Regions from separate parts of the Homo sapiens genome. Here region 2 is linked to region 1. The links are chromatin loops, found by intact Hi-C in ENCODE. Cell type or tissue: IMR-90. All regions are shown on one strand. Each heading gives the region's core, and the rest is flanking DNA. Links, peaks and the distances in the headings are about the cores only.

Evidence for each region. A loop is a pair of places that touch in the nucleus more often than their neighbours do. Peaks named below come from ENCODE experiments on the same cell type or tissue, not always from the same donor. Only the 100,000 strongest peaks of a DNase experiment are listed, where the experiment ranks them.
Region 2: a loop joins it to region 1, with 15 times the contacts of the local background. A loop is called at or near these places in 5 of 110 quality-filtered maps.

The regions. Positions count from the first base shown.
Region 1 is chr12:98,487,656-98,499,309 of GRCh38, reverse strand. It overlaps LINC02453 (long intergenic non-protein coding RNA 2453), which reads left to right. Exons shown (of 4, transcript NR_038383.1): 3 at 5,826-5,879. Among named protein-coding and RNA genes, the nearest start is that of TRD-GTC1-1, 10 kb to the left of the region's middle. RefSeq lists a silencer at 8,485-8,779. In IMR-90, for the core only: a CTCF peak has its summit at 8,149 (motif pointing left); a DNase peak (open chromatin) is centred at 8,169; H3K27ac peaks cover 204 bases.
Region 2 is chr12:98,991,685-99,003,338 of GRCh38, reverse strand. The region is part of intron 17 of ANKS1B (ankyrin repeat and sterile alpha motif domain containing 1B); the gene reads left to right. Among named protein-coding and RNA genes, the nearest start is that of APAF1, 350 kb to the right of the region's middle. In IMR-90, for the core only: a CTCF peak has its summit at 4,446 (motif pointing right); no DNase peak of the experiment used is centred there.

The DNA of each region.
Region 1 (11,654 bases), core at 3,655-11,654:
GTAGTCACCCTACTGTGCTATTCAACACTAGAATTTATTCTTTTCTTTTTTTTTTTTTTTGAGACAGAGTCTCGCTCTGTTGCCCAGGCTGCAGTGCAGTGGCTTGATCTTGGCTCATTGCAATCTCCGCTTCCCGGATTCAAGCCTCAGCCCCCACTAGTACCTGGGATTACAGGCACGCACCACCACACTTGGCTAATTTTTGTATTTTTAGTAGAGACGGTGTTTCACCATGTTGGCCAGACTGGTCTCTAACTCCTGACCTCAGGTGATCCACTCGCCTCCACCTCCCAAAGTACTGAGATTGTAGGCATGAGCCACCGTGCCTGACCTAGAATTTATTCTTGCTATCAGATTGTATGTTTATACCCATTAACTAACCTGTCTTCATCTCCTTCACCTTGCCCTTTCCTAGCCTCTGGTAAGTATCATTCCTCTCTAACTTCCTGAGAACTGCAGGGTTTTGAACAGAGTAGTGATATGGTCAGATTTATGTTTTAAAGGGTCTTTGGCTGGGCAACATAGCAAGACCCCATCTCTACTAAAAATTAAAAAAAATTAACTGGGTGTTGTGGCTCACACCTGTAGTCACAGCTACTTGGGGAGCTGAGGTGGGAGGATCACTCGAGCTCAGGAGTTCGAGGCTGCAGTGAGCTATGATCATAGCTCTGCACTTAAGCCTGGGCAACAGAGTGAGACTGTCTCAAGAAAAAAAAAGGATCTTTGGCTACTGGATTGAGAGTAGTTTGTAGGAGGGCAAGAGCAGAAACAAGAACTATGAAGTCTATTGCAATAATCCATATGGGAGATGTTGGTGGGTGGTTCAGGCTACAGTGAAAGTGATGGAGAAGGTGAGAGGCGCTGATGTACTTTGTTTATTTTTTTGAGACAGGATCTCACTCTGTCACCCTGGCTGGAGTGTAGTGGCGCAATCAGGGCTCACTGCAGCCTCAACTTCCTGGGCTCAAGAGATCCTCCCACCTCAGCCTCCTGAGTAACTGAGACCACAGGTGCATGCCACCACGCCCAGCTAATTTTTGTGTTTTTTGTAGACTGTTTCATAATGTTGCCCAGGCTGGTCTCGAACTTCTGGGCTCAAGGGGTCCTCCTACCTTGGCCTCCCAAAGTGCTAGAATTACAGGCCTGAGCCACTGTGCCTGGCCCCAAGTGCTATGTATTTTGAAGGTTGAGTCAATAGAATTTCTTGGTAGAGTAAATGTGAGATATGAGTTAAAAAGAGGAGTCAAGGATGCCTCCAGAATTTTTGGCCTGAGCAACTGGAAGGATGGAGTTGCCATCACTGAGGTTGAGAAGAGTAATGCACAACTCCAGAGGGCACCATTCATATTGGCAGTCATGTGAAGGGCATAACTGGGAAGAAGTTGTTAAAATAAAAACTTCAGCTGAATTAAATGTAAAGGAATTTGGCCAGGAGCAGTGGCTCACGCCTGTAATTCCAGCACTTTGGGAGGCCGAGGTGGGAGGATCACCTGAGGTCAGGAGTTTGAGACCAGTCTGGCCAACATGGTGAAACCCCGTCTCTACTAAAAATACAAAAATTAGCCGGGCATGGTGGCGCGTGCCGGTAATCCCAGCTACTTGGGAGGCCGAGGCAGGAGAATCGCTTGAACCCGAGAGGTGGAGGTTTCAGTGAGCAGAGATCAAGCCACTGCACTCCAGCCTGGGCGACAGAGCAAGACTCCATCTTAATAAATAAATAAATAAATGTAAAGTAGTTTATCTGAGCAATAAACTATTCGCGAATCGGGCAGCCCCCAGAATCACAGCAAATTCAGAGAGACTCCAGGGATGCCTGGTAGTCAGAACAAATTACAGGCAAAAAAAGGGAAGTGAGGTACAGAAATCGGAAGTGAAGTACAGAAACAGCTGGATTGGTTACAGGTTGGCGTTTGCCTTATTTAAACACAGTTTGAACACTCAGCAGTGTATGAGTGGTTGAAGTATGGCTGCTGTGATTGGCCAAGACTCAGCTATTGTTAGAGTCGTATACTTCTAAATTAGGTTTTCAATCTTGTCTACCCATTAAGTTAGCTTATGGTTGTCCATAAGGACTCAAATATGGAAGTACGGAGTCCTTCTCTGGCCATATTTAGTTCACTTTAACAGAGGCAAGATGCCATCCATAGACTGTGCTGTGGATGGCACTCCTTGGAATTGTGCACTATGGCAGCCCTGCATGTGGAGTAATGACCCTGGTGGGAGCAGGGGGATGATCAACATTTCAGTTTTGGACATGTTAAGGTTGAGACATGAAGTAGTCAGTTGAATATAATGGTTGAACACTCATTGTGTAGGTAAAACACAGTACTAGGTTCTGGAGATACAGTGATGAACAAAGACCCTGGTCTCAAGGAGCTTTTATTTCAGTGGAGGAGACACATAACACTAGTAAAAGAATAACAAAAATAAAAAAGTAAAATTACAGGCCGTGTGCAGTGGCTCACACCTGTAATCCTAGCACTTTGGGAGGCCGAGGTAGGCGGATTGCCTGAACTTAGGAATCCGAGACCAGCCTGGGCAACACGGTGAAACCCCGTCTCTACCAAAATACAAAAAATTAGCGGGGCATGGTGGTGGGCACTCCCAGCTACTTGGGAGGCTGAGGCAGGAGAATTGCTTGAACCTGGGAGGGGGAGGTTGCCGTGAGCAGAGATCGTGCCACTGCATTCCAGCCTGGGCGTCAGAGCGAGACTACGTCTCCAAAACACACAAACCAAAAAAAGTAAAATTACAACTGTGACAGTTACTAAGATAATGGGGAAGAGCAAAGGAAAGAGCTTCTTAGGTAGATGGAACTGGATGTGCTAAGGTTGTAGGAACAGAGGAAATGTGGTGAGTAGAGGGTGTGAAAGAAGGCAGAAGTGACTAGAGAGGAGCAGAGGGTGAGCAGCATCATGGGGAGATGAGGCTGAAAAGGCTGATGGGAGTAGGACAATGCAGGGCCTTCCAGGCTGTGTTGAGAACTTTTGGGGGAGTGCCTCTTATTTCTGTCTGTCTGTCTGTCTGTCTGTCTGTCTCCACTTACTTATTTACTATTTTTAGGGTTTATTGAGGTATAATTTATGAGGGTAAAATTTACTCTTTTTAAGGGTACTAGTCTATGAATTTTGACCATAATTAAGATGTAGGCTGGGCACAGTGGCTCGAACATGCAATCCCAGCACTTTGGGAAGCTGAGGCAAGAGGATCATTTGAGTCCAGGAGTTCGAGACCAGCCTGGGCAATATGGTAAGACCCCCCTCATCTTTACAAAAAATACAAAAATTACCAGGTGTGGTGGCATGTGCCTGTGGTCTGGGCTACTCAAGAGGCTGAGGTGGGAGAATTGCTTAAGCCCGGGAGGCAAAGATTGCAGCGAGCTGAGATTGAGCCATTGCACTCTAGCCTAGGTGACAGAGCCAGACACTGTCTCCAAACAAACAAACAAACAAACAAACATACATTTATCCTAAGATCCAGCAACACTGCTCGTAGATATTGACCTGAGAGAAATGAAGACATATGTCCACAAAAAACCCTGCACACTTATGTTTATAATGGCTGTATTTATAATAGTCAAAAACTGGAAACTACCCAAATTTTGGAAATTTGAGTTTAATAGATTATGGGAAATTACAAGAACTTACTGTCCATAAACATTAAAATTGAAAGGTGAATGTTTTTGATTTGGGCCTGGAAGGCAAATTAGATGGATACATGTTTAAATTATTAAAGTGAGGGGTGGGGAAGATATTCGGGATGCTCATACTTCACTATTCCCCAGTCTTTATTTATTTATTTATTTATTTATTTATTATTTTTTGAGACAGAGTCTTACTCTGTTGCCCAAACTGGAGTGCACTGGCGCCGTATCGGCTCTGCATCCTCTACCTCCTGGGTTCAAGTGATTCTTCTGCCTCAGTCTCCTGAGTAGTTGGGATTACAGGTGTGCACCACCACGACCGGCTAAGTTTTTTGTATTTTTAGTAGAGACGGGGTTTCACCATGTTGGTCAGGCTGGTCTCAAACTCCTGACCTCAAATCATCTGCCTGCCTTGGCCTCCCAAAGTGCTGGGATTATAGGCATGAGCCACTGGGCCCAGCCTCTAATTTATTTAAATAATAATTTAAAGTTAAAACTGAGAGGAGGTGGGTGGACCTCGAGGTCAGGAATTCAAGACCAGGTTGGCCAATATGGTGAAACCCTGTCTCTACTAAAAATACAAAAATTATCTGGGCATGGTGGCATGTACTTGTAATCCCAGCTACTGGAGAATTGCTTGAACTGGGACCCTGGAGGCGTAGGTTACAGTAAGCCGAGATCACGCCACTGCACTCCAGCCTGGGCGACAGAGCGAGGCTCTGTCTCAAAAAAAAAGCAAAAAACAAAAAACTGAGAGGCAAAAGTCTGTCTCCCTTCAGCTCGACTAACACTTAGTCTTTTCTTTCCCTCCTTATTTAAAAAAATAAATCTTTATTGATTTATCTTTTGTGCCAAGCATGGAGATAGGCATTGGGCACAAAAAATTAGTAAGACTCACTTCTTGCCCTCAAGGAACTCAAATTTCTTGAGGGAGGTGGACTTTTAACTGATAGTTACAATACAATTTGGTAAGTGCTATGGTGGAGGCATAGCTCATGCTGATGGAGAGCCTGCTATGCCTTAGGCTTCAAGTGCCTTATATAATATTAACCATTGTCCAAGGACAAAGTTATAACAGATTTAAAGATCTTAATTGGCTTCCATTTGTGATTCTAAAATCAGGCAACATCTCATTCCATAAAATAGAATGAGTATTTCAATGAGCTGAACAGAAGAGTTTGGCTTTTATTTTATTTTTGAGACAGAGTTCCGCTCTTGGTGCCCAGGCTGGAGTGCAGTGGCACAACCTCAGCCCACTGCAACTTCTGCCTCCCAGGTTCAAGAGATTCTCCTGCCTGAGCCTCTTGAGTAGCTGGGATTACAGGTGCCCACCACCATGCCCAACTAATTTTTTGTAGTTTTAGTAGAGACGGGGTTTCACCATGTTGGCCAGGCTGGTCTCAAACTCCTGACCTCAGGTGATCCACCTGCTTTGGCCTCCCAAAATGCAGGGATTACAGGCATAAGCCACCTTGCCTGGCCAAGGTTGGCTTTATAGACAAAAAAGGGTTGAGCAAAGCAGAAACAGAAAACACAAAGTGGATTGGTGCTTTAAAGTTACTTTCCGTTTAAAGGTTAAAGCAGAGTGGACCTTCTTATCATTCCAGCGAAAACTGACCTGCTTGGGGATTTGACTATTATATCTCGCTGCTGATTTCTTTCTCTCTTTTTTTTCTCTCCTTTTTTTGAGACAGGGTCTTGCCCTGTCACCCAGGCTGGGGTGATCACAGCTCATTGCAATCCCTGCCTGAACCGGTCTTCTCACCTCAGCCTCTGGAGTAGCTGGGATCAGAGGCACGCGTCACTATGCCACTAATATTTTGTATTTTTTGTAGAGGGATGGTGGTGGTGTTGGGGGGTGGGGGCTCTCCATGTTGCCCAGGTTGGTCTTGAACTCCTGATCTCAAGCTCAGCACCTGCCTTGGCGTCCCAAAGTGCTGAGATTACAGGTGTGAGCCACCATGCTCCGCCCCCTCCTGATTTCTTGGAAGGTCAGATAAACAACTTATTTTCAGCTTAGTGGTGTGGAACTCCAGCATGAGTGACTCTATTTTGGTTTGTCTGTTGGGCCTAGTGTAGGAACTCAGTTCAAACCAATGACTTACTATACATTTTATTTAATACCATTTAATCCTTATTTAAATCCTATGAGTTTGCTATAATAATTTTCTCCTTTTTACAGTGAGGAAACTGAGGCACTGGAAGATGAAGGCTACAGAGGTAGAAAGTGATGGAGGTATGTGCAGAATACTACGGGATTACAGAGAGGGAAGGGCTGGAGTGGTCAAAGAAAGACCTATTTTTAGCTGGGCCACCAAAGAATGATGATGAACTTAGAAAAAGAATGGGGGAAATGTTTTCCAGCACTTAGGGAACAGAGAAACATTAATACAAAGGCTCAGAGCATGTGGCAATTTGGGAAAAGTGGCAATGCGGGAAAGAGTATATGGTGGAGGGGCTGCTGCTTAGGGGACTGGAGTGGCAGGGGGCAGGAAATGTCTTCACCTTTCATTATAATGCATGACTGGGGAGAATTAAACATCACAATCTTTGAGGAACTGACAGGAACCTTACCTATCTTCTTGATCCTTTCGTTATACAGATAAGGAAACTGAGGCCAGACAGCTCCAGTGATTTAACTAAATTCCTGTGGCCGAGAACATCACCTTTATCTGTTGCTGTAAATTAAGGAATCTGTGGGCTTAGTGATTAGGTGTCCCTCAGAGGTTTTCAGGGCCTCAGATCTTGCCATCACTTTCCTTAGAGTTATCTGTTCCTGGGCTGGCCTAAGCTTCCTGTCCTTTAAGGAACCTGCCTGCCAACATTGGCCCCAACCCAACAGGAGATCAGTGACCTCCGTTTTCCTGACTTTTTTCCTGCCCTACTGACCACCTGCTGACCTATCCCGGTTAATAGCTTTACTGATCTGTCTAGCTTTGAGGCAAACACTAGCCCCAGTGTGAGGAACAAAGGGTCCTGGTGACCCACACCCCCTGGCCCTTTGGCATTCAGTCCTCAGGCTACCCAGAAGGACAAATTATTCAGCCTGTTTGGGGTGGGATGGAACAGTTTCTACTTCTTTTCTTTGGATTTTTTTTTTTTTTTTGAGACCCGTCTCACTCTGTCACCCAGGCTGGAGTGCAGTGGTGTGACCTTGGCTCACTGCAACCTGCGCCTCCCAAGTTCAAGCAATTTTCATGCCTCAGCTGCCCGATTAGCTGGGACTACAGGTGCGGGCCACCATGCCTGGCTAATTTTTGTATTTTTAATAGGGATAGGGTTTCACCATGTTGACCAGGCTGGTCTCAAATTCCTGACCTTGTGATCCGCCTTGGACTTCCAAAGTGCTGGGATTACAGGTGTGAGCCACTGCGACAGGCCTTTTCTTTAGTCTTTCCGTGTTTTCTAAACACAAAGCAACAGAAAAACTTCTGCTTCAAATGCATGACTCAGGTCTGGCATTCAAGTTGCTGCTATTTTGGGAAAAAAGCTGCCTGTAGCTTTTGAAATTTCTTATTCTCCTACCTGTGATTAACTCATATGATTAGCAAAGTTTTATTATCAGAATTTATCAATAAAATGAAGTTAGTGATCTAGAAAATAAGAAGAGAACCAGCACAAAATAGCACGCAGAATCCCATTTTTTTTCTATGCATTTGTAAGTACTGGAAACGTCTGGTGGCTGGGTGCGGTGGCTCATGCCTGTAATCCCAGCACTTTGGGAGGCTGAGGCGGGAGGACCACTTGAGGTCAGGAGTTCGAGACCAGGCTGGCCAACAGAGTGAAACCCCGTCTCTACTAAAAATACAAAAATTAGCTGGGCGTGGTGGTGGGTGCCTATAATCCTAGCTACTCGGGAGGCTGAGGCAGGAGAATCACTTGAATCTGGGAGGCGGAGGTTGCAGTGAGCCTAGATCGCGCCATTATACTCCAGCATGGGGACAGAGTGAGACTCCGTCTCAAAAAAAAAAAAAAAAAAAAGGAAGAAAGAAAGAAGAAAACATCTGGAAAGAAGTAGCTGAAGATATTAAAAGTAGTTATATCTGGGTTAAGAGTGTGTTGATGATCGCTGTTCTTTTTGCTATTCCACCTTTTCTAAATTTTCTACTATGTGCATATATTGAACTCAGAAAAGCAAACAATAAAATTTTCTTTAAAGTTATTAATATTAGGCAAAGCAAATAGCTCAAATGTACATTTGTGATAGTCCTCTTAGCCTATGACATGTTGAGTAATGTATTCTAGTTTGGTTTTCCTTGTTAGCCAGATTTCATTATTTTGCAGCTTAAGTTGTTTATTTCTAGTTCCTTAAGGTGGGGAGGAGGTGAGGAGGTGAGGAGGGTGAAGAAGCAAATTCCACTTCAGTAAAACAGGGCGTGCAGCCTTTTCCCCTGAGTCCCTTTGTCTCAAGGCCCCTGTGTTCCGGGTCTTTTGTTGTTCTCTGCATGGACTTTGATTCGAGATTTAAAGAAAAACAAGTGCTGGCCCTCCTTGCGCCCTCTGGTGTCCCAGTGAGGTATAACCGGACAAACCGCACAAAGATCACAGCCATTTTCACACAGCGCTCCCCCGACACAGTGATGCCTGGAGACGGGAATGTCTGGAATCTTAGAGGAAGGAATCACACACCGACAAGCATGGCAGGCTTAGTCTTTGAAACTTAATCAGAGCCTGTAAGTATGGATACTGTTTTTTAAAAAATTAAAAGCAGTATCTGGACTGCAAGTATTTAAAAAACCTAATAGGAAATAAGTCAACTCTCAAAGCATTTGGCACAGCTTTCTGGGTTCTAAAACTAAGAAAATCTTACTACATATGTTGTTTTATAAATACAGCATAAACCAGTACTTTGTTATTTGTTTTAAAAATTTCTTTTAGAGACAGGGTCTTGCTCTGTCACCCAGGCGGGAGAGCAGTGGTGCAATCTTAGCTCACTGCAGCCTTGAATTCCTGGCCTCGGGTGATCCTCCATGCTTCCGCCTCCCAAAGGACTGGGTTTACAGGTGTGAGTCACTGTGCCTGGCCTAGAACTTTGGATTAATTGCAAATAAATTAGGTGAAAGAGAGGTCTGGATACCTAGGCTTTAGCTTGACTGAGGATAATGATTTCCGCAACTTTAAGCTTTACCATGTAGACCAAAAATAAAATTCTAAGCTCCCCAATCAGTTGAATGGATGCCTCCTTGTCCAGGGGCATTCCAAAGTTACCTGAAACGCTAGTTCATGTCATGATGGGAACAGGTGGTCAGACAAGCCTCATTATACTCTCCTCCCTTTGGGACAGAGTCCCTTTGGGATTCAGGCACATCTGACCAGCATTAACATAAGTCTGACAAAGAAGGCTTTTTGTAGCAGTAAGATACCAACATGACAGACAGCAGGCCCTGAAGTAAATTGAAGTAGTTTACCCCAAAAAATATATATATATTTTTGACACATTTTGAAATGGCCCTGCAAAGGTGTCTCTTGTGGGGAAAATCTACTTTCAGTAGAGAATCCCCTTCCCTTTCCAGATATTTTTCCTTAACCAGGAGAGAATTTACTGAGAGTCTTGCACCTTAAAAAGGTAAAAAATAAAATTTTTGGCTGGGCATGGTGACTCACGCCTATAATCCCAGCACTTTGGGAGGCCAAGGCAGGTGAATCACCTGAAGGTCAGGAGTTCGAGACCAGCCAGGCCAACATGGTGAAACCCCATCTCTGGCTAATACAAAAATTAGCCAGGCATGGGGTGGGGGTGTGGGCGCCTGTAATCCTAGCTACTTGGGAGGCTGAGGCAGGAGAATTACTTGAACCTGGGAGGTGGAGGTTGCAGTGAGCCGAGATCACACCATTGCACTCCAGCCTGGGCAACAAGAGCGAAACTTCGTCTCAAAAAATAAAATAAAATAAAATAAAATAAAAAAAATAAATAAAAATTAAAAGTTTTACAATCTGACCTGGTGCTGTGGCCCACTCCTGTAATCCCAGCACTTTGGGAAGCCGAGGCAGGTGGGTTGCTTGAGCCCAGGAGTTCGAGATAAGTCTGGGCAACACGGTGAAACCCTGTCTCTACTAAAAATACAAAAATTACCAGGACGTAGTGGCGCGCATCTGTAATCCCAGCTACTCCAGAGGCTGAGAGGTGCGAGGATGGCTTGAGCCTGGGAGGTTGAGGCTGCAGTTAGCTGAGATTGCACCACTGCACTCCAGCCTGGGTGATGGAGTGAGACCCAGAAATAATTACAATGTGTTCTTTCTGAAGCCTGCTACCTGGAGGCTTTATCTGCATAACAAGAACCTTGGTTTTCGCAACCCCTTATCTTAATTCAGGCACTCCCTTCTATAAATTTCAGGTCTTTAGATAAACTCTTTCAACTAACTCCCAATCAGAAAATCTTTGAATTCACTCATGATGTAGAAGCGCCCCATCCACCCTCACTGAACCAATGTACATCTTACATGTATTTTTTGATGTCTTCTGTCTCTCTAAAATGTGTAATAAAAAGCTGTAGTCCGACCACTTTGAGCACACGTTCTCAGGATTTCCTGGGGCTGTGTCACTGGCCATGGTCACTCATATTTGGCTCAGAATAAGTCTCTTCAAATATTTTACAGAGTTTGACTCTTTTCTTCATCGACAATCAATATGTGAGAGTTGATACTGAAGGTCCCTTTTGTCTATAATATACTTCATTCTATCGCATTTTTCACCAGACTGTTTTGTTTGGTTTTTATAGAGATGAGATCTCACTTTGTTGCCCAGCCTGGTCTCTTGGGCTTAGGAGATCCTCCCTCCTCAGCCTTCTAAAGTTCTGGGATTACATGTGCGAGCCCCCACCCTCAAACTGTGCCTTTTTTTTTTTTTTTTGAGCCCGAGTCTCACTCTGTCACCCAGGCTGGAGTATAGTGCCACGATCTCGGCTCACTGCAACCTCCACCTCCCGGGTTCAAGCATTTCTCCCTGCTTCAGCCTCCCGAGTAGCTGGGATTACAGGCGTCCGCCACCATGCCTGGCTGATTTTTTTTTTCTTTTTTTTTGTATTTTTAGTAGAGACAGGATTTCGCCATGTTGGCCAGACTGGTTTTGAACTCCAGACCTCAGGTGATCTGCCTGCCTCAGCCTTCCAAAGTGCTGGGATTGCAGGTGTGAGCCACTGCACCTGGCTAAACTGTGCTTTTTAAAATTGTATTTCCACTAAAAAAATGTAGATGTAAAATATTTTTGGTTTAAATACTTGATTGATAAGATCTCAGGCGTGGTGGCCCATGCCTGCAATCCCAGCACTTTGGGAGGCTGAGGCGGGTAGATCACCTGAGGTCAGGAGTTCGAGAGCAGCCTGGCCAACATGGTGAAACCCCATCTCTACTAAAAATACAAAATTAGCCTGGCATGGTGGCATGCGCCTGTAATCCCAGCTCGGGAGGCTGAGGCAGGAGAATTGCTTGAACCTGGGAGGTAGAGGTTGCAGTGAGCCGAGATCACACCATTGCACTCTAGCCTGGGCAACAAGAGTGAAACTCCATCTCAAAAAAAAACAACAACAAACAAACAAACAAAAAAACCTCAGGCATTACAGTTTTATTTGAATAGGCAATTCATGCACACAGAACAAAGTTCAAAAAGTACCAGATACCAGGAGGTATAAGGTATGGAGAGGAAAGTCTTTCTCCCATTTTTTCTTCTCTTTTCTTTCTTTTTTTTTTTTTTTTTGAGACAAGCTTCTTTCTGTCACCCAGGCTGGAGTGCAATGGCGTGATCCCAGCTTGTTGCAACCTCTGCCTCTCGGCTTCAAGCAGTTCTTCTGCCTCAGCCTCCAGAGTAGCTGGGATTATAGGCATGCCACCATGCCCGGGTAAGTTTTGTATTTTTTAGTAGAGACAGGGTTTCACTAGGTTGGCCAGACTGGTGTCGAACTCCTGGCCTCAAGTGATCTGCCTGCCTCGGCCTCCCAAAGTGCTGGAATTATAGGCATGAAACACATGCCCAACTTCTCTCCCATTTCTAACTCACAACAATTCTCTTGAGTGA
Region 2 (11,654 bases), core at 1-8,000, 510 kb before region 1:
AAATTTATATGGAAATACAAAAGCCCCTGAGTAGCCGGAATAATTTTGAGAAAGAACAAAGCTAGAGGCATCACACTTCCTGATTTCAAAATGCATTACAGAGCAACCATAATTAAATCACTTTGGTATTGGCATAAAGACAGACTATAGACCAATAGAACAGAATCAGGAGCCCAGAAATAGACCCACGTATATATGATCAATTGATCTTTGACAAGGGTGCCAAGAATATACAATGGGCAAAAGATGGTTTCTTTAACAAATAGTGTTGAGAAAACTGGCTCTCCAACTGCAAAAGAATGAATTTGGATCCATATCTTACACTGTACACAAAAATCAATGCCAAGTAGATTAAAAACTTAAATGTAAGACTTGAAACTGTGAAACCACTGGGAGAAAGCATAAGGGAAAATCTTCATGACATTGATCTTGGCAAGGATTTCATAGATATGACACCAAGAGCACAGCGACAAAAGCATAAATACGCAAATGGGACTACATCAGACTAAAACGCTTCTGTGAGCAAAGGAAACAACAGAATGAAAAAAACTACCATAGAATGGGAGAAAACATTTGCAAACTATGTAATGGAGAAGGGGTTAATTTCTGAAATATACAAGGAACTCTTAAAACTCAAGAGCAAAAATACTAATAACCTAATTAAATCGGGGCTCAAGACCTGAAAAGACATTTTTCCAAAGAAGACATACAAATGGCCAACATGAATGTGAAAAGATGCTCAACATCACCTAATCAGGAAACTGTAAATCAAAACCACAATGAGATATCACCTCACATCTATTAGGATGGCTATCAAAAAGCCAATGTTCTCATCACAAAAAAAAAAAGAGAGATAAGTACATGAAGTGTCGGCTATGTTAATTAGCTTGATTGAATCATTTTACAATGTATGCATATATCAAAACACCATGTTGTACGCTGTAAATATATACAATCTTTGTCAACTATGCTTCAGGCTGGGGGAAGCTGGGGTTTAACAGACAAAAAGCTCCGAGGAAAAGAGAAAAGTGTTGGTGAAGTTGTGGAGACATTGGAACCCTTGCATACTGTTTGTGGGAATGCAAAATGGTGCTGTTGCTATGGAAAATAGTATGGCAGTTCTTCAAAAAGTGAAGAACAACACTGCTATATAATAAAATCAATCCCACTTCTGGGTCTATATCCAAAGGAAAGTAAATAAGTATCTTGAAGAAATATCTGTATCCCCATGGTCATTGCAGCATTATTCGTAATAGTCAAGGTATGGAAACAACCTAAGTGTCCATCACAGGTGAATGGATAAAGACAATATGTATGCATAAAAAGAAAATCTTATTCAGTCTTTAAAAAAAGAAGAAAATCCTGCCATTTGCAACAACATGGATGAATCTGAAGGACATCATGCTAAAAGAAATAAGCCAAATGAAGAAAGATAAATACTGTCTGATTCTACTTATATGTGAAATCTAAAAAAGTTGAACTCTTAGAAACAGAGAGTAGAAATTGGTTACCAGAGATCCAGAGGTAGGAGAAATAGATGTTGAGCAAAGGATGTAAACTTTCTGTTGTAAGATGAATTAAGTTCTAGGGATCCAATATTAGTACAGCATGATAATTACGGTTAATAATACCATACTGCATGCTTGAAATTTGCTCAGAAAGTAGATATTGTATGTTCTCACCACACACACACAAATGGTAATTATGTGAGATGACAGATGTGTCAATTAACTGGATTGTGGTAATCATTTCACAACTTAAATTATCACATAGTATACCTCAAATATATACAATTTTTGTCAATTATACCTCAAAAAAGCTGGGAAAAATTAAAAATATTGAAAACATAGAACTACCAGATGATCCAACAATCCCACTTTTCGGTATTTATCTAAAATAACTGAAACTGGGGCCTGGCATGGTGGCTCATGCCTATATTCCCAGCACTTTAGGAGGCTGAGACAGGAGGATCGCTTCAGTCTAAGAGTTTGAGATCATCCTGGGCAACATAGTGAGACCTCGTCTCTACAAAAAATAAACAAAAATTAGCTGAGCATGGTGGTCTATACTCCCAGCTACTCAGGAGACTGACGTGGGAAGATCACTTGAGCCCAGGAGATTGAGGCAGCAGTGAGCCGAGATGGCGCCACCACTCCAGCCCGGGCAACAGAGCGAGACCCTGTCTCAAAAAAAATAAACACAAAAAACTAAAATCAGGATCTCAGAAATATTAGTATCCCACTGTTCACTGCAGCACTATTCAAAAAAAACAAGATGTGGAAATAACCAAAATGTTCATCAATGGATGAATACGTAAATTGGAATATTATATACACACACACATGCACGCGCGCACACACACACACACACAGCGGAATATTACTCAGCCTCAGCCTTTAAAAAGAAGAAAATGTTGACATATATAATAGGAATGAAACTTGATGACATTATGCTAAGTGAAATAAGCCAGTCACAGAAGAACAAATACTGCAAGATTGCACTTTGAGGAGGTATCTAGAATAGTCCATTTCACATAATGCGAGAGTAGAATAAATGGTGGTTACCAAGGACTGGGGTGCAAGGATGGGAAATTGCTAATCAACAGGGGTGAAGTTTCAGTTATGCAAGATGAATAAATTCTAGGGATCTGCTGTACAACCTGTGCCTCTAGTTAACAGTATTGTATTATGCACACAATTTTTAAGAGGGTAGACCTCATGTTGTGTTCTTATCACAGCATAATAAAATTTTCTTTAAAAAAGAAGGCCCTGGCCGAGCACGGTGGCTCATGCCTGTAATCCCAGCACTTTGGGAGGCCAAGGCAGGAGGATCACTTGAGGCCAGGAGTTCTAGACCAGCCTGGCCAACATGGTGAAACCCCGTCTCTACTAAAAGTACAAAAATTAGCCAGGCATGGTGGTGGGCACCTGTAATCCCAGCTACTCAGGAGGCTGAGGCAAGAGAATTGCTTGAACCCGGAGGGAGAGGTTGCAGTGAGCTGAGATTATGCCACTGCACTCCAGCCTGGATGACAGAGCAAAACTCCATCTCAAAAAAAAAAAAAAAAAAAGGAAAAAGAAAAAGAAAAGAAAAGAAGGCCCTTCACCTGACTTCTCTGAAGCCCTTCACTACCCTCCCCTATCTCTATAGTCCATTCTGTTTGTCACTATTTTTGTTGTTGTTCATGTACATTATTTTTTTCTGCCTTTTCTATTTTTTCCTTACTCTCCTCTCTGTTTCTCTTCTTCCTTTCCTCTTCTTCTACCCACCCGTTTCTTAGCATTTTACTGGACATTCCAACATAAGAAGAGGGATTGGGCTTTATTCTTGTAAACTGAAATTTTTCCTATCTTGGCTTCTAAAGAGTTAGGAAGAGATCATCACTCTCGTAAAATTTGCAGTGTGAAATTTCAAGCCCCAGAGAATATCCACCTAGCCTCCTTCACACTGTGGGAGAAGAGAATGAAACGAGAATTGTTAGGAGAAGCAGTTGTAGCCACTGCGTGTTTCCCCTGGTTATAGTCAACCCAAGCCATGCAGACTTGGAGAGCCCAGCCCAACCACATGCCCTTCACACGCGGTGCCGGCTGGAAAGCACCAACCTTGTAGCCCGATGCATCCCATCTGCTGAACAGTTAGTTTACTAGGAGAAGACAACCAGCTCTTAGGTTAGAATAGCAGAAACTTTTCCATTCCCCTTAGATCCTGACTTTTTTCTTTTGATACCTAATAAATCATAGATATAAAGAGTTAACCTTTGGCCTAGAATCAGGGTTTACTAAAGTTTGGTATTTTATAACCTTTTGCAAAAACATAAAGTATCCTTTCCCAGAATATTTGCTATTTATCTGACCCAAATCCCAATGTAATATACGTAACATCTGTCATCACCACCAAGATGCGGAGACCCAGTTGGTTCAGCAATGGGAAACAGAATGACCAGGGCACGCTGTAACCACATAAGCTACTTTGCTCCAAAAACAAAATTGATTAGAAACGCCAGTTTGTGTGCCCACAGATTTATATTGAATACAAAGGTCAAGCTGCTAATGTAGCCCCTTGGCTGTGCTCTGCAGAGTTCCCTAGTCTTGCTCACCGAAAGTTGACTCTGCCATGAATGCAGATGAATTGCTGCAGTTTACCTTGCTCACTGACTTTCACAGGAAATTTAAAGCTCCAGTTGCACGGTGTATCTCAGCAGCCAAATGTTTAACTCTGCCTGTGCTTTTCTAGATGCAGCAGTGTGCTAGTTGGTAAGTATTTGGTGGGCAGGGACTTCCCTTCAAGGACTTAGGGACAGCTTTGTCTGCTGAAGATTAACAATTACTATTTCTATTATGACCCACAAAGAGATTATAACCACTGATTTTACTTTAAGGCCTATCTCAGCAATTAACAATTTAGCAATAGTAAAGTGTAGGGATCATGCAATAAATGAAAAATCCACTAGGTGGTTCTAGTGTTCTTCTAACCAGAAATGAGCAGTGTTAACGAGCTCGTTCCATCACTTCGTATCCCAAAGGCAAAGCAAAATATAAAAACGAACATGATTTTTGTTATTTAACATTCATTCTAGATTATATGTGAATATATTAGTATATGCAGTGATTGCTCAGAGACTAAGCTTCTCTAGAGTGCTGAGGATTTTTTTCTGCCTCTTTTTTACATAGACACATGAAGGCTACATTTCAACCTTTTAACCTTATTTTTATGGTTAATAAAACATTAATTTATGTACCTAAGCCCTTATGGCACATAGACCACCATTTTATCACCACTCATTTGTCAATGTCCCTCATATAAGGACACAAGCTTTCAAATGAAGAAATATGTTGTCTTACTTGCAGCTTTTCTCCAACTTAAAGCAATACAGTTCTCATTTATAAAATGCTCAGTCATTGGTTTCATTAATATTTTCAGTAACCTTATTTAAATTTGATCCAGGTTTACATGTTCCTCTTAGAAACCTTATTAGAAAATGTCTTATGGTTTAGAATATAATAATAATATATAAGTAAACCTAACTTTTTAAATGTGCTTAAGTCACCCTGGCTCCAAAAGTAATCTCAAAGTCTTAATCCCTTGTCATATTTCCCTTCAAATCCTCCAATTCCAGTGTCTTTCTGGTTAATTACAATTATCATGAAGTGTCAGATGTCTTCCCCCAAAGCAGTCTGGGTAAATTCCCACAGTGCCAGACACAGTGCTGAATTCTCAGAACAGATGACAGTTGTTCCCTTCCTGCCACATTGGAAAAGTGGCACAAGGACAGGTTATACATGGAACACCAGACAAATATCCATTCGCCCTTGAAAAGGTTCCAAACCAGAAGACAGGCCAAGGCAGTATTCATGAACATTATCAGGGGTAATTAAAATGACTGCTGGTTTTTATTCTAAGAGAAAAGAAACATGACAAAAAATGAAATAAATGCAAGCTCTAAAGAACCTTGAAATGAACCATTTTAACAAAGAAATTAGGAAAATCTTAACAATAATTATTTACATACATTGAAAACATTTAAGTGTCCGAAGATTGAACACAAATGTAGCTCTCTGAGGTGGCAGGAATCATAAACACTAGGCACTTTCTAAGTGCTTGTTGGTTACTTACTATTCCAGTTAAATGTTTAAAAATTTTGAAGCCTGGGCCAGGCGCGGTGGCTCATGCCTGTAATTCCAGCACTTTGAGAGGCCGAGGCAGGCAGATCACGAGGTCAAGAGATCGAGACCATCCTGGCCAACATGGTGAAACCCCATCTCTACTAAAAATACAAAAAATTAACTGGGCACACCTGTAGTCCCAGCTACTTGGGAAGCTGAGGCAGGAGAACCGCTTGAACCCAGGAGGCAGAGAGTGCAGTGAGCCAAGATCACGCCACTGCACTCCAGCCTGGTGACAGCAAGACTTGTCTCAAAAAAAAAAAAAAAAAAATTGCAAACACTGGGAAGATGGTAATTTTTAATATTTAGTTTTTTAATGACAAATTATAATTCTTGTTTTATTTAACTCAAGCAACTCATCAATATACGGAATACAAAGTGAAAGGATCTCCTTGCTATGTTCCTACTGCCTTCTACCTGCCCAATCCTGGTCCCCAGTGAAAGAGATAACCTTTTACCAATAGCTTGGTATATATCCTTTTAGTAATTTTATATGGCTGTTAGCATACATGGTACACTTTTGGTATACTGATGGGTATATTTGGGGTAAAATTTTATAGTGTTTTTTGCATATTTCTTTTAAATAAAAATCAGAATATATTGTCTATGTTGTTCTAGTCCTTGCATTTGCTCACTTAATTTTTAGTAAACATCTATCCAATCAGTAAATCTATAATCTGGTTAAAGCTATGACTAACATAGCCCATCTGAAAGTAGTGTGAGAGGTAAACAAATACTACCCAGCAACCAAACAGTAATTCCAACACTATCTCAAGGTCTTTACTTCAGTTATCAACAAACACTGGGAAGTGTTCATCATTCACATGGTAATTCTTTTTTTTTTTTTTTTTTTTTTTTTTTTTGAGATAGAGTCTCGCTCTGTCACCCAGGCTGGAGTGCAGTGGTGGGATCTTGGCTCACTGCAAGCTCCGCCTCCCGGGTTCATGCCATTCTCCTGCCTCAGCCTCCCAAGTAGCTGGGACTACAGGCGCCCACCACCATGCCCAGCTAATTTTTGTATTTCTAGTAGAGATGGGGTTTCACCATGTTAACCAGGATGGTCTGGATCTCCTGACCTCGTGATCCACCTGCCTCGACCTCCCAAAGTGCTGGGATTACAGGTGTGAGCCACCACACCCAGCTGGTAATTCTTAATACCTTCTTTCTGAACCAATCTGGCCAGCAGAACCCTCTCTGAAGAGCTGTGGAGGGGAAGAATCTGGGTGGATAGACTCTTTTCAGTGGGGTGAAGAGGAGAAGTGCTGGGAACACTCAGACACTAATGTATTTTGTCCTCATATATATGACATTGGAAATTTAAATTCCTTGCATGAAAAGCAAATCTTTTCATCTTCCCATGCTCAGAGACACTGAAGGTTCTTGTGTAGCTACTGATTCACATCCAGAGTCCCTTCACGATGATGACAGTAATTCGTGAATGTTTATTCCCTTTCCTCTTCAACTTGGAAACAGTTTGACCCTTTCAGGTCTTTCTTTTAAGCTTGGTAAGGTGGAACTAGCATAATTTAGTGTAGGGCTAATTTTTCCCCACCGAGTCAAAATTCTTCTGAATATTCTACCCAATGTCCCATGAGTTATGATTTGGGGACAGGAACTATTCCAGCCCCAGATGAGTTCCAGCAATTGTTCCCTCTAGTCCTTCGGTAGTTCTTTCCCCAGCCATGGCTAGTTTCTGCACATGTATATACTAATCTGTTTTCCTCTGATGATTCAAGGGAACCCTCTGACTGTCTGTGAAGCTCTTTCTCGCTCCCTGTGCAGAGTACTCTTGTCCTCTTCCCTGTACTCTGATTGCATTGGTCTCCCTGGACTCTCAGTGCTGTGTTCCAACTGCAGGCTGCAGGGGTCAGGTATCACCTTCCTGAGCATCAAGCCTGGGAACTCTTTCTCTCGATTATAAAGTGGGGCAACTATATGGTTCCTCGCAGGGATCACTGCCTTTCATTCCATGAAGTCCAATGTCTTACAATCCATTGTTTTACATATTTAGATACATTTTTTAGTTGTTCTACATTGGATGGTAAATCTTTTCCTCTTACTCCATCTTAGCCAGAAACTAGAGTCCACCCATTGAGAACCACTGGCCTGCTAATCAAAAGTTCCAGAGCCTGAGAACCTGGGTTTCATTCCAATTCTGCTACTTAATTGCCGTAGAACCTTTGACAAGTCATTTAGCGTTCTTACACAGAGTTTACTCTCTTTTTTTTAATTTTTTAAATTTTTTTTAGTAGAGATGGGGTTTCACCATGTTGGCTAGGCTGGTCTTGAACTCCTGACCTCAGGTGATCCATCTGCCTTGGCCTCCCAAAGTGCTGGGATTACAGGCGTGAACCACCATGCCTGGCCAGCTTCCATATTTTTAAAATTAGGGCAATAATAGTATTCCATAGGTTGCTTGTAATAATTAAATATGTTAATACAGGGCATATGTTTAAAACAGTCTGGTACATGGTAAGACTCAATATATGTCGGGTAGTACTACCATTATCAAAATAGTAAAGGTTATAGCATTATTAAAAATATTAGATAAATCAGACATTTTACTCAAGAAATATTTTTGAAACACAAACCACATGTGCTGAGACATAATTTTCTTGGCTAAAATAGCACTTACTATTTCATATAGCCTCTTTAACTCATTCACTCAGAAAATTTAAAACAAGCTATACATTAATTACTGTTTTCTTCACAATTTACACAAGCGTTATGGTTGAATTTTATCCTCCAACAATACATAAATTGAAGTCCTAATCTCCAGTACCTCAGAATGTGACTGTATTTGGAGATGGGATCTTCAAAGAGGTGATTAAGCAAAAGCGAGGTCATTAGGGTAGGCCCTAATCCAACACGACTGGTGTCCTTATAAGAAAGAGGAAATTGGGACATAAACATGCTCAGAGGGAAGTCCGTGTGAAAACACAGGGAGAAGGCAGCCGTCTGCAAACCAAGGAGAGAGGCTTTAGAAGCAGTCAGCCCTGCCGACACCTTGACCTTAGACTTCTAACCCCCAAAACTGTGAGAAAAGAAACTTCTATCACTTAAGCCACTCAATCTTTTACCCAGGATGGAGTGCAGTGGTACGATCTTGGCTCACTGCAACCTCCGCCTCCTGGGTTCAAGCGATTCTCTCCTGCCTCAGCCTTCCGAGTAGCTGAGATTACAGGCACGCACCACCATGCCCAACTAATTTTTGTATTTTTAGTAGAGACGGGGTTTCACCATGTTGGGCCAGGCTGGTATTGAGCTCTTGACCTCAGGTGATCCACCTGCCTCAGCCTCCCAAAGTGCTGGAATTACAGGCATGAGCCACCGCACCTGGCCTAACCACTAAATCTTGATGCTTTGTTATGGCAGCCCTAGCAAACTAAAACAAGAAGTATCCCTAGTAATTAGAACTTAATAAGGTCACAAATTATGAACTTCATGATCCACTATCCTTATGTTACAGGGGAAGTTTTTAAACCTCATGGAAACTCCATTATACATAAGTATGGGGATAAATAATAATTAATGGTTCTGCTTGTATCATACGACGCTGTGGGAATCCACATATATGTACATATAGATATGTATATCACACACACACAAAAGTACTTTAAAAACAGGAACATTGTGTAAAAGTAAGAGTGTTTTAATTAATTACAATGTGATAGTTAATAAATTAGTTTTATATAAAAATTACTTCATTACTTTCAACATAACTATAACTTTGCCATTTCAACTCATATTCCTACGAATAGGACTGAAACGAATACACTAGACCTCCATTAGGAAGATTAAATATCATTTTGTATACAGTTAGTAAATTTCACAGGGAAAATTAATGTAACAATTAATGTTAATTAGATTTTAAACAGAGTTGAAAGTATTCTATAATTCACAGCTTTATCCTACACAATAATCATCATTTTTCTTTCAGCATTTAGCCAAAGAATTGACTCCTTAATTACCAAAATATATCACACATGAAGAATAAAATCTTGCCTACAGCTCACTGTTTTTTGGAGTATTTTCGAAAGCCGCTTGTGTTCATTTGTTGGTAAAGAAACAAAAACATCATTCAATTAAGTTCCAAGCAATAAGAAAAGCCTTTGATGGCTGATAAATATACGAAATGGAGAGGGTAAAGCAAATGCTATCAGCTTGGCCCATAAAGGAGAGGAACATTTCAAAAGAACCAACTACAGGCTGGGCACAGTGGCTCAGGCCTGTAATCCCAGCACTTTGGGAGGCCAAGGCGGGCGGATCACTTGAGGCCAGGAATTGGAGACCAGCCTGGCCAACATAGCGAAACCCCATCACTACTAAAAATACAAAAAATTAGCCAGGCATGGTGGCGTGCAGCTGTAATACCAGCTACTCAGGAGGCTGAGGTGTATGAATCGCTGGAACCTGGGAGGTGGAGGTTTCAGTGAGCTGAGATCATGCCACTGCACTTCAGCCTGGGCAATGGAATGAGACTCTCTCTCAAAATAAATAAATAAGAAATTAAATTTTTAAAAAAAGAATCAACTATGAAGAAAACAGCCTTTTCTATTACCCAAATGTGATTGGGTTCATTGATATTCAGAGCATTTCATGCTTTAAATATATAAAGAAGAGAACCATTTAAAAATATTCTCTTATATACAAATAAGTAGGCCCAAGGCTTCAAAACAAGTCAAAGAGGGACATTCCCTCATAGCCTTTAAAGCCCAGAAAGATTGTGTAGATGAGGTAGAAACTTCAGAAACTACTTGAGGGAAAAAATAAAAAAGATGAGAACAAGACAGGCATCATAGATCCTTGCTCGTGGAGCTTTCATTCTAGTGAAGAGAAACAGACCATAAGCAGGTTAGCAAGTAGATAATTTCAGGTAAGGAAAGTGTCATGAATGAAATCAAACAGGCTAGTGGACTGGGGTAGGAGTGAAGCAGTATTTCAGTTTGGGTCACCAAGGAAGTTCTCATTAAGGAGGGTGTAGTAGTCCATTCTCACACTGCTAAAAGATACTACCTGAGACTGGGTAATTTATAAAGGAAAGACGTTTAATTGACTCACAGTTCTGCATGGCTGGGGAAACCTCAGGAAACTTACAATCATAGCAGAAGGCGAAGGGGAAGCAGGCACCTTCCTCACAAGGCAGCAGCACAGAGAAGAGTGAAGAAAGAACTTCCAAACACTTATAAAACCATCAGATCTCAGGAGAACTCACTATCACAAGAACAGCATGAGGGAAATCACCCCCAGGATCCAATCACCTCCCTCCCTTGACACATGGGGATTACAGGTCCCTCCCTGGACATGTGGGATTAAAATTTGAGATGAGATTTGCATGGGAACAGAGAGCCAAACCATATCAGAGGGCACAATGATCTGACTTCTGAATAATAAAGGAGGCAGCCTTGCCAAGATTTAAAGAAAGAGTCTTCCAGGCAGAAGACACAACAATTGTAAAAGCCGTGGGACAGAAAAGAGTGTGGCATTTTGAGGAACACAAAGAAGGTCCGTGTGGCTAGAATTTGGTGAATGTCAGGAAGATAAGTTTAGAGAGGTGGGCAGGAACCAGATGGTACAGGTAGGTCCTATCCATCAGTTTAAGACCATCTGTCCTGTAACCTACCCCTGCCCCATTCTCTACAACCTCTGCAGAGTGATTTGTCTGTGCCATCCATCTGTCACTTCCTACACACTGTCTTCTATTATTATCTTTTTCATATAAATATTCTATTTTCCCAGCCACATTTCCTAACAGCAAGACTGGATGTTCTTATCTATAGATCTCACAGTACTTTGTTTATAAGTGTTTTGTTAAATTTTGTGTGTGTGTATGTGAATATACAACATGTAGCCAGTAAAGATGAGTGTTTGAGTTTAAGCGCTGGAATCAGACTGCCTAGAATCTAATATTGGTTTCTACTATTTACTAGCTATGCGACTTCAGCAAGTTAACTTCCCAGTGATTTGGTTTCCTCATCAGTAAATGGGAGA